3 separate regions of the Homo sapiens genome follow, and all the other regions are linked to region 2. Evidence: chromatin contacts called from ENCODE Hi-C or POLR2A ChIA-PET data. All regions are on one chromosome and are shown on one strand. The core of a region is the stretch at or near the end of the contact, and the rest is flanking DNA. Distances in the headings are between cores, read along the strand shown.

Region 1 (3,452 bases), core at 953-3,452, 55 kb before region 2:
GGAGGGGAAGCACTGCAGGTAAAGGAAGGAGCATGAGTGAGTGAGTCCATCTGGCCTCAGAGGATGCCGAAATGAAGCTGGGGAGAACGAATTGGGAAATATTTAGATCTGGAAACCATGTCTTATGAGGATGGTTGGGCTTGGGAAACTAGGGATGTTCAGTTGGGGGAACAGCTCAACAGCAAGGTATAGGAGAGGCAAGGTAGTTGCCACAAAGGCTGGCATGTAGATTTATTTATTCCATCAGTTAGGAACAAATCAGTTAGGAACGAATCAGTTATCAGTTAGGAACGAATCAGTTAGGAACGAATGATCTTGGCCAGTGACTTTAATCATAGTGATTTCTTGTTCACAAGAGGCCTGTAGCAGCAGGGTTAGGGTGGGCTGGCTGCTTAATGATGCCACCGAAGACTCAGGCTTTCTCTCTTTCCAGTCTGCCATGCTTAGTATGTTGGCTTTTCATCCTTTTCCTTATGGTCACAAGTGATTGCTAGGGCTTCAGGCACCTTGTCCACATTTAAGACAAGAAGGAATGAGGGAAGGGGAAGAGCCAGAAGCTTTCTTCTTCCATCTGTCACTTTTATAAATAATCGAATATCTTTGCCAGAACTTGCCCTTACCCCCTGCATACTTCTCCTTGTCTGATGGGTCATTACTGGGTCACATGACCACCGCTACTCTCAAGGGAGGACAGGAAAAGGAGCATCTGGTGTTTTCGACTCTGTAATGGGATGTCACAAGGGAGAAGGGAGTTAGGAATGGTTATTGAATAGATAACCAATGGTGTCTGCCATGGTTCACCCTTGGAACCCACAAGAAGCCAGATTTTGGCTAATAGCTGCCTTTGGAAGTAGCAAGTTCTAAGTCTCAGCAGATATTAAAGCAGAGGCTAGCTGTCCACTTGGCAAGCGGTATTATTGCCAAATGATCTCTGTAGGCAACAGAATTGAAGGGGCCTGATAATCACATTTGGGTGATCTGTTGAACCACGGTTCTAATAGAAGGATATGCCTTATTTGGCTAAATGGCCTTTGGATTGAGTCTCAGCAGTCACCTACTATAGTAGTCAAGCTGCATAAACTTAGAATTGATTTCTGTCTGGGTGCACATTAGGAGGGTAAAAATAAAACCAACCTCAACAAAGCTGAGTTGGCTAATAACATTCAGTGCTTGGTTTTATGTGGAGCGCTTCATAGCACTGCTTTGTATTGTGATAGAAAAGGGTGCAGGGCCACCTTTGCCTCTTTACTCTTCCTCATGCAGCATTTATCTCTGTTTCTTACATCCTTGGGATCCTGGTCTTTAACACATGAATGTGCCTTTCTGGTTTCTTCTGCCCCATGCCCTTGAACCTGGGATTCCATTGATCAGAGCCACCTATGATGGCATGAAAGGACTCCAAGGGAGAATATGAGAGCATTCATGAAGTTTCTTTTATTGGTGGTTTTAAGTTGATTTTCTATAAATGTTTTTTGTTGTAGCAACTTGGAGGAGAACTGCTGTGTGCGCCCCCTCTACATTGACTTCCGACAGGATCTGGGCTGGAAGTGGGTCCATGAACCTAAGGGCTACTATGCCAACTTCTGCTCAGGCCCTTGCCCATACCTCCGCAGTGCAGACACAACCCACAGCACGGTATGGAGCAGGCTCATGCCATCTGAGGCACTGGGGCTGACCGACCAGACCACTTGTTAAAAAGAATGAGTGAAGGATTGAATGTTGAGTGAGCAAATGATGGTCTGGGGTGAGTAAAATTCCTCTGGTGAAGGTTCTGATCTTGGCACCCTGACTCAGTTCTACTCAGTCACATTCTGCCCTTTTAAATTCCTACCATAGTTTCAACCAGCTTTTTAATTTGCTTTGTCCAAAGCTCTCTGTACCGTAGAAATTAATTAACTGCCACGTGTTACCCTATGTCAGAGATATGTGCATGTGGCTGGCAAGGAACACTGAAGTAGAAAGGCTTCTATCAGAACTCTGATCATTCCAGCCTCTCGAATGTAGAAAACTTACTCTGAAAGACAACAACAAGGATGGACAAGAAGCTAATTTGAAATGCTAGGAACAGAAAGTGAGATAGCCGAGAGTCCACAACCCCTGAAACTAGTCTGTCTTTCCCTTGAGGGGAATCAAAAATAGGGCAGTAATTTGTGAAGCATGTTTCCTTCTAGCTCATTGTTTCTGCATCCTGTCTGGGGCCCTGCACGCTGCACTTACTAAATGGCTCAAGGCAATGTTTTGTGAGAACATTTCTCACCGAAGTGATCAGTTCCAGCTAGGAAGAGCAATGTAAGTGTTTTCTTAAAAGCCAAGATAGGCCGGGCACGGTGGCTCACGCCTGTAATCCCAGCACTCTGGGAGGCCAAGGCGGGTGGATCACAAGGTCAGGAGTTCGAGACCAGCCTGGCCAACATGGTGAAACCCTGTCTCTACCAAAAATGTAAAAAATTAGCCGGGTGTGGTGGCACGCGCTTGTAATCCCAGCTACTTGGGAGGCTGAGGCAGGAGAATCGCTTGAACCCAGGAGGCGGAAGTTGCAGTGAGCCAAGATTGCACCACTGCACTTCAGCCTGGGTGAAAGAGTGAGACTCTGACTCAAAAAAAAAAAAAAAAAAAAAAAAAAAAAGCCAAGATAATTCGTTATCAGTGTAGTAACTGTCATATGCTTCAACTCATCACCCCAAACAAGTGCAGTTGTTCTGCTTCTGTCATTGTGGATGAACAGCAACTACACAACTACTCACTCACCCAAACCAGGTTCCAACAGTTTTTTTTTTTTTCTTTTTTTTGAGACAGACTCACTCTGTGGCTCAGGCTGGAGTGCGGTGGCACTATTTCTGCTTACTGCAACCTCTGCTTCCTGGATTCAGGTGATCCTCCCACCTCAGCCTCCCAAGTAGCTGGGATTACAGGCGCCTGCCACCACAGCCAGCTAATTTTTTTGTATTTTTAGTAGAGATGGGGTTTCACCATGCTGGCCAGGCTGGTCTCAAACTCCTGACCTGAAGTGATCTGCCTGCCTCTGCCTCCCAAGTCCTGGGACTACAGCTGTGAGCCACTGCACCCGGCCCCCAACAGTTCCTCTTAAAGAGCACCCGTGGCCATTCTAGCACTTGCTCAGCTTCTGGGACTGCCCCTGGAACTGGGCGACTTCCTGGGTTCCAGGCCTGAGACTTGGCCTTCCAACCTCTCACTGACATGTCCCTTCCCAGGTGCTGGGACTGTACAACACTCTGAACCCTGAAGCATCTGCCTCGCCTTGCTGCGTGCCCCAGGACCTGGAGCCCCTGACCATCCTGTACTATGTTGGGAGGACCCCCAAAGTGGAGCAGCTCTCCAACATGGTGGTGAAGTCTTGTAAATGTAGCTGAGACCCCACGTGCGACAGAGAGAGGGGAGAGAGAACCACCACTGCCTGACTGCCCGCTCCTCGGGAAACACACAAGCAACAA
Region 2 (3,800 bases), core at 1,029-3,528:
AGTTTGGAGCTTGGTGTCACATTTGTTCTTCTGGCTGCCAGTCTCCTAAGGGAAATACTGACCTTCTTGCTTTAGTCTTCTATATTTTATTAGTTGTTCATCATTGGACAGGCTGCTTAGTATCAGAATTAAAGGGCCATTGGCTAAGAATTACCAAAAGAACTCTGGTTGTTTTCAGTTTCTCCAGTAAATTTTGGTATATGACCAAGCCATGGATTTGGTGTTCCCTTCTCTCTTCTCATTCCTTTCTGGGAAGAGTTTAGATGGGCTAGGGAAAGATATTTGAAGCTTGCTGATCCAATGTAAATGAATCCTGTGGTGGGTAAATAATTTTCCTCTCTCTTTTGCACTCCTGGGGTATTCTGATGAATAACGTTTCTCAAATAAGTTTATAAATATTCCCCCAGAGGTAAGAAGAGTATTAGCCTCATGGCAGGTGTGCCGTTAATGCATCAGTGTGTAGGGCAGAACAAAGAGGAAAGGAATTATCAAAGCCTTGAAGTTTCGCAGAATTTTCTGGAAAATTTTGAAGGCCATGGCTGGGAACAAAATACTGACGGCAGTGCTGGTGAAGTGTGGAAACAGCTTCACAAAATCAAGTTAGACCATGCCTTCGGTGTATGAGCTTTTTTTGGTTGGATGGAGGATGAGGTTTACAGTTTGTTTTGCTGCTAATTATAGCATATGTTTATTTAAGTAACTCAGCAAAAACACAATTCATCAACCTCACCAAAATTTGAAAAAAAATTTGTTCCCTCCCTGCCTCCCATAATCTGAAAGTCCAGTTTATAAATTCTAGTCTAAAAGCCTTAATAATAAATATCCATTCTCTTTTGCAACTACTGCAACTTTACCTTCAAATATCATGTTTTCCCATATATTATGTTATACTTTGTGATAACTCAATTATGGTTTTAGTTTCTTTATTTGAATTGTCTTAAAATCCTCGTATTTTTAAACAAAAGCCTCTAGTAATAGTAGAGAAAGTTCTTACTGCCACAGCGCCACCTACTGGTAGACCATTATAGGAGCAAACTATTTGGAGCTCAACTTTGACCCAGTTTGGGAGCATCCTTCTAAGTTTTGGTTTATAAAGCCCCAACTTCACTGTCATTTTGAGAAGCTAGAACTTCTTTTGGTAGCCACTAAGTCTCTTGCTGTAGTATAAAGTCAGCAAGTGAAAATGATAAAAATATGCTCTTATTCTTACCGTTACCTTAAATTGGCCCTGACTTCACCGACTTTGATTTTCTCTGTCCTATAACTGTAGCAAGGGCTTCAGATTGTGTGGGCAAGGGTTTGGATGTGGCGAAAATAACTTGGGGAGTATCCAAAGATCCTGAAAAATGGAAAAAAGTATCTCTACTTAACACTACATTTGATTTTGGCCCAAAGGACACAAGGTAAAATCTGAAACTAGGTTAAGGGGATCACCGTTCCCCCAGATAACGCCACCCCACTTCCTGTCAAATTCCAATTCACAGTCTCTCTTTTGCTTTTGAACAGCGTAAAAGTGGGTGATCAACCCAAATTCTTACCCCTCTGGCTCTGGAAAGAAAATCTGGGGAGCAATCAGGGGTTTTATGTGACTGTACTCCAGATCCACCCAGGAGCTCCAAAAACTATACAACACGTGGTGAAAAGAGTAAGAATCTGATCATGAAAATAGGCCATTCTGTTGAGAGCTGCCAGGCAAGTAATTTTGCTTGAAAGTTAAAGTGACATCTAGATCCTTAGGGTTTTGGCTCCACAGGGTTTACTATATAGTAATGTTCCTTTCTCTTGTTGTCTCAGGGACCCAACGAAGTGGGCAGTCAGAGTCACACTGATGTGCTGTTGCCCCATCCCCATCCAAAAAGCACAAAGCTATAGTACATTTTACTAGGGCCAGAAACAACGAACATTTAATAAGGACACTGCTCACTGCTTGCACATGAAATCCATCATTGATTTTCTAAAGGTGGTAAGGTCCCTTCCACCAATTGCAGACTACTAAGAGCTTAAAAATAAAAGGAGGGAGAGGTTGGGCTCCAGAACAGGAAAGGCTTAGGCAGAAGCTAAGGGGCAGGGATGAGGGCAGCTGCTGCGGCTTCAGACTCCTACAGTAATGGTAGTTTACATTATCAAATCAGCATGAGAGAAATGTCAGTTATCTAATCTGTTGCTCTCTGCTATTTTAGTTTACCATCACCACCTCAGAACTCAAGAAGAACACCACAGTTATAAAGAAGGAAGGCCAACGACTTTGGCTTTGGGCCAAGAGCTCTCACTCCAGCTTCCTTCTCAAGTTTCCAAATTTGCTGACTCTAAAACTTCCCTTCCACAGCAAACTACTAATATAAAGCCTGAGGTTGGTAAGTCAAGGAAAAACCACATTCATGGAGTACTCCAGGTACTCTGCTAAGAGCTTTCAATTCACTATCTCATTTAATGTTCATAATACCAAGAATGCCATTAAGCCACCATCTATAGGAAAGGACTCTGAGTTGTTTTTCAACAGTGCCCTGGGACGAATCACTATCTCATTCAGACTGCGAGAGAACAGTCACACAGCCGAAAGCCTGGCAGGCAAGACTTACAGGAAGAATTAAGGAACTAGAAAACAGACTTCTGCTATAGTCTTGGACTCAATATCATGTTTAACGGATTGAATTAACTGGACCAGATGGGCTAAATACCTTTCAAAGATGGTTTAGGGATTCCTACATAGGCACACGCTTCCCAGGTCTCAGGGAGAGGTGTAAACTTTTAGACTTATTATGAGAGTTGTTCTTCTTTCTTGTGGGTTTACAGAAAAATGTTGCTACTAGGAACCTAATCTCCTTTTTGTAGGATATCCTTCTGAACCCCTAGGATAGAACTGCTTTAAATCTACTTGTAATACAGAAAGCAAATGATTTTCAGTTCAAATGTTGGTGTGCCTGGCAGTTACTTACTAGTTGTACAAATAACTGTAACAGATTTAGTTACTAATGCTGTGAAGGTAAAATGTTCATTGGGAAGTATAGAAAATGCCTGAAGCTTACTATATCATGCACCTCAGTGTTTCTTTAACTAACGATCAGGAACACCAGAAAAATCAGAGTAGAAACAAATTCGAAAAGTTCAGAGGCCCAGAGCCTATTGGTGACAAAAGCAGTAAGTAATAAACTACCTAAACAATGAAGAAGAATGATCTGCTTGTTACCATAAAGTAGAATTAGCAGGGAAAGGTCACTATGAGAAGCCAGGAAGAAATACAACTTCTTCTTCTTGCTCTGTGGTTTCATACTGACACCAAGTTCAGTATGAGTGCCACAAAATCTTCTAAATAACGTTACCAAGAGTCAGTAAACAGTAATTCACGGTCAAGATGCTGCAAGTATGACCCACCTGACCACCCAAGTTTCCAACTGGCTCAGCTGGAGTGCATGCAAAGTTCAATTCAACACTTAATTTATCAATCAGACACGCAAATGAAGTATAGTCAGGGAACTCCTTGGGTTTGTGAACTTCTCCAGCAGAAGCAAACTTGAAGAGCCAAAGGGGTTCTCATAGGGTATCTCACAGAAATCCTTCACACTTGGCCATGATTCCCTTGTGCCATTACTTCGCAGTTCATAACAATCCCAGGTGAAGGTTTACTTTCTTAAAAATATAGTTAACTACCATGTTCTAGTAATTCTTTTTTTCTTTCCTTTTTTTTTTTTTTGGAGGAGTGAGGTGAATAGATACCCATCAAGTATTTCTTGAATTCAGGTTCTAAAATGTTCAGTGGAGAACACATCCTTATACTCCTATCATACTTCCATGGATCAGTG
Region 3 (3,743 bases), core at 877-3,376, 36 kb before region 2:
AGGGACTGAAGGGTGGACGAGAGGGAGGGCTTATTTCTAGTTGACTTACATATGGAGACTATAGCTGGCACTCTGGGGTCCCAGTCTAGAAGGGTCTCCTCTAGACTCTTCACCTTAAGATTTGCCTATTGTCCCTTACATCCTGCCATAATTCGGGTACAGAGTCACTTCAATCCTAACTCCTGCCTGGTGATCCAGTGACGGGGTCATAAGAGCAGGAGAGGTATACAGAACAACGATGTTACTGCATTTTTCCCTCACTGCCTCTATGACCACGACTACAGCCCAGCTCTTCCCCGACACCGCCTTTTTTTTGTGGGACTTTGAAATACCAGCCACTGTAGCTAACCCATCTTTATTTTTGCTTTAATGGCTTGGCCTGGAAATTCTGTCTTTTTTTGGCCAAATGTCTACAGATAATACTGTCTTTATACACTCACTTGGCATTTATGAAATAAATGAAGTTATGTCTTATTATGTTAGTCCTAAAGTCAACAAGCAACACAAACATAAAATATATTCAGAACTACCCTAAAAAGTCTTAAAGCACCTGTAAAATACATCATGCCAGTTCGGCAACTATCAGGGAGTCCAACAAACACACTTATACTTCCATCCTTCTGTTCTTTCGTTAGCACCCAACTAACATGACTGGCTTGTGTTTAGGCCATAGAGAATGCAAGTATTTTTAGACATTGTGATCAACATTTGCCAAGGTAAACTGCACTATGAGAATCACCTAGGAATGAAGAACCATTGAAGCCAAGAGCAGATTCACATGTCGTGCTCATTTGGAAGCATAAGTTACCTGAGAGGAATGGTGGAGAGACCCTCCTAAACGATCTAAATCATTGTTTCTTTTATCATTTGGAGGCACATGGGGAGGGACTTTGTCTTGCATATACTGCTTATTTTCACTGCTACACTCTTAAGTGCTGAGATCGCATCTTACAAATTTTCACATGACCCAGGGCACCCAGCATTTTGCCTTATAAATATTTACATGAGAGCTGCTTGGTAAATAGTTGATTGACTGATGATCAATAGCGCTGTTACCCTATGGGTGGCAAAAGACTTCCAACTAACAATACAAACTAGGCTTCTACAAACAACAAAAGGCCTGATGTGGTAAGCGGCAATCTGTACTTCCAGGCCAGTGCTTCTACCACTCATCAGCTGTCTGAAGGTTAAGGGATACACATTTTTTTTTTTTTTTTGAGACAGAGTCTTGCTCTGTAGCCCAGGATGGAGTGCAGTGGCATGATCTCAGCTCACTGCAAGCTCCGCCTCCCTGGTTCAAGCCATTCTCCTGCCTCAGCCTCCCAAGTAGCTGGGACTACAGGCACCAGCCACCACACACCTGGCTAGTTTTTTTGTATTTTTAGTAGAGATGGGTTTCACCATGTTAGCCAGGATGGTCTTGATCTCCTGACCTCGTGATCCGCCTGCCTCGGCTCCCAAAGTGCTGGGATTACAGGTGTGAGCCACCGCATTTTTATGAAATCCTATGACTCATAGCTTTTCCAGTTCAGAAAAAAAAAAAAAAAAAAAAAAAAGTTCATCATGAATTTTCTGCCAATAAAGAAGGCCCTAAGCCAGGCAGGTGTGGTGATACATACCTATAATCCCAGCTTAGGAGGCTGAGGAGGGAGAATCACTTGAGCTCAAGAGTTCAGGATTCAAGACCAGCCTGGGCAACACAGCAAGAACCTGTCTCAGAAAAAAAGAATACAGTAAAAAGAAAAAATTCCTATCTGGAAAATGGGACAAATAAAGAAGGCTCAAACCTCAAATGTTATGAACATATAACCAAAGTTATTTTTCTCCCTCCAAGGTCTGAAGTGAATAAGAAAAATAAAATTAAAAACTTAATTTAAAATATTACCTAAATGCAAAGACGTTTACCTCTTAAAGATTTGTCCCTAAGGCCTTTCCAACTGATCTGGGCAGCCCTGGTAGTATCTTCTGGCAACATTCTGGTTTGATAAGAAAGGAAGTGAATGAATCAATTTATTTATATCCTGAGTGACATTAGTAGAAACGGACAGCTGGGGTGTGTGGGCCAACCTGCTGCCCCTCACCTTCCTGGGCATAGCTCCAGTATGTTGGAATGAATAACACAGGCACAAGAACATCAGATCCATTTCATGAAACCTTGCCTGGGTTGTCACAAAGGCGCCGGGCACAGCTGCAAGGGGTTTGTTCAGAGCAAAGACAGCCCAAGGAACTCTGCAATGCAGCCACATGGGACATGGGAGCCGCTGACTACAGCAGCACCACCAAGCCCTCATGGCCTCCCAGAAATCCTTTTTAATTTCTCATGAGTAATGCAGGCATCTGGTTCAGTTCAGATGCTAAAACCAACAAGAGCTCAAGTGTCCATCTATGGGGGAAGATTTCCTTTCTACTCGCAAATGAGTGTTGAATAATTTTAATACAATGCTATTTTAAGGAATTCTACTATAAAGAATTATAGTCATTAATACAACAAGCCTAATTCTTCTAAGAAAAATGCACATAACTCATTTCTGAAGATATACTTAAGTCTCACAAACCTGTAAAAAACCATGTTCCCCCTATTCTGGATTATTTTATTATAATAAACCCATCAGATGGGCATGATAACATTTTATCACGGAATAGAGAGATATAAATCTCTGAAAGACTTTCAAATGTCATTCAGTGAAAAGTGTTTCTTTTTGTAACTACATTTAGATAGTAAGTATCCTAATGGAAGACTGATTAACATGTTTGACAGAGGTTTTTTGGCATAAGAATACTTAATAACCACCCTGTTATGAAAATTTAAAAATTTTAAGGCTGACTAAAATCAATGTTCTTGGGATCTAATTCTATGATGTATCTACCATGCTAGTTTCGAAGCATAACCTACTTGAGTATATCTGGTGTATTTTTATATAAACATGTAAAACCTAGATTTATAAAATAAATGGCTGAATTATTAAAAGGAGAGTTTCTTTTATGAAGAGTTTCTTCACTTTCTTAAAAAGATTTAATTTCGGCCGGGCGCGGTGGCTCATGCCTGTAATCCCAGCACTTTGGGAGGCCGAGGCGGGTGGATCATGAGGTCAGGAGATTGAGACCATCCTGGCTAACATGGTGAAACCCCGTCTCTACTAAAAATACAAAAAAATTAGCCAGGCTTGGTAGCGGGTGCCTGTAGTCCCAGCTACTCGGGAGGCTGAGACAGCCTATGGTGTGAACCTGGGAGGCGGAGCTTGCAGTGAGCTGAGATCGCGCCACTGCACTCCAGCCTGGGCAAGAGTGAGACTCCATCTCAAAAAAAAAAAAAAAAAAAAAAGATTTAATTTCTTTATAGGGAGCTCTGGTAATGAAGAGTGGTAGAGTAAAACAATGCTACGAGCTATAAATTGATTTATGCTATTCACAAGCCTCAAACCTCTGGGATTTAAGGATAATGATTTTTGTTTTCTGCTCACTGGAGAAAATCTTTGGTGGGGCATTAGAATGGATTTTTATATAGCTTTGAGTTCAAAAGACAGATTGATGGTGGGGGTGGATTTTGCCTCTTCTAGAATAGCTTCTAGTCTGATAAAAATTCAGCCTCATTCCTCCTGTAGCAGATGCAGCATTAATGAGTCAAAGAGGGTGCTGGATACCAGTTCTCTATCTGAAGATTAGGAGAATAGCACTTTCAGTTACCTAAAGAAGGTGAGAAGTAAATGGTCCAGCTGGGCATGGTGGCTCATGCCTATAATCCC

Evidence for each region. Hi-C counts contacts between places; a loop is a spot of excess contacts on that map. ChIA-PET counts read pairs that join two places held with the same protein, here RNA polymerase II (POLR2A). Pooled maps may share reads with other maps.
Region 1: a map of GM11168 shows a loop between it and region 2 (2.0-fold over the local background). The contact joins two enhancer-like sites. A Hi-C loop is called at or near these places in 42 of 168 maps with a recorded cell type or tissue (CD4-positive, alpha-beta T cell, CD8-positive, alpha-beta T cell, GM11168 and 35 more), 2 of 37 single-sample maps with no recorded cell type and 20 of 50 pooled maps. POLR2A ChIA-PET finds 5 or more read pairs at or near these places in 15 of 52 experiments (BJ, CD4-positive, alpha-beta T cell, GM12878 and 10 more).
Region 3: a map of psoas muscle shows a loop between it and region 2 (5-fold over the local background). The contact joins two enhancer-like sites. A Hi-C loop is called at or near these places in 3 of 168 maps with a recorded cell type or tissue (OCI-LY7, gastrocnemius medialis and psoas muscle), 1 of 37 single-sample maps with no recorded cell type and 2 of 50 pooled maps. POLR2A ChIA-PET finds 5 or more read pairs at or near these places in 7 of 52 experiments (A549, OCI-LY7, PC-3 and 4 more).

The regions. Positions count from the first base shown.
Region 1 is chr14:75,959,106-75,962,557 of GRCh38, reverse strand. It overlaps TGFB3 (transforming growth factor beta 3), which reads left to right. Exons shown (of 7, transcript NM_003239.5): 6 at 1,482-1,635; 7 at 3,213-3,452. The coding sequence ends at 3,371. Among named protein-coding and RNA genes, the nearest start is that of TGFB3, 21 kb to the left of the region's middle. RefSeq lists a silencer at 2,132-2,181. Within about 2 kb of position 2,202, at least 3 of the 41 ENCODE cell types and tissues checked have a DNase peak (open chromatin) inside an H3K27ac peak, as active enhancers do.
Region 2 is chr14:75,904,094-75,907,893 of GRCh38, reverse strand. All of the region lies in intron 31 of TTLL5 (tubulin tyrosine ligase like 5), which reads right to left. Among named protein-coding and RNA genes, the nearest start is that of TGFB3, 76 kb to the left of the region's middle. Within about 2 kb of position 2,278, at least 8 of the 41 ENCODE cell types and tissues checked have a DNase peak (open chromatin) inside an H3K27ac peak, as active enhancers do; they include gastrocnemius medialis and psoas muscle, where a contact is called at or near this core.
Region 3 is chr14:75,939,657-75,943,399 of GRCh38, reverse strand. All of the region lies in intron 31 of TTLL5 (tubulin tyrosine ligase like 5), which reads right to left. Among named protein-coding and RNA genes, the nearest start is that of TGFB3, 40 kb to the left of the region's middle. Within about 2 kb of position 2,126, at least 3 of the 41 ENCODE cell types and tissues checked have a DNase peak (open chromatin) inside an H3K27ac peak, as active enhancers do; they include gastrocnemius medialis and psoas muscle, where a contact is called at or near this core.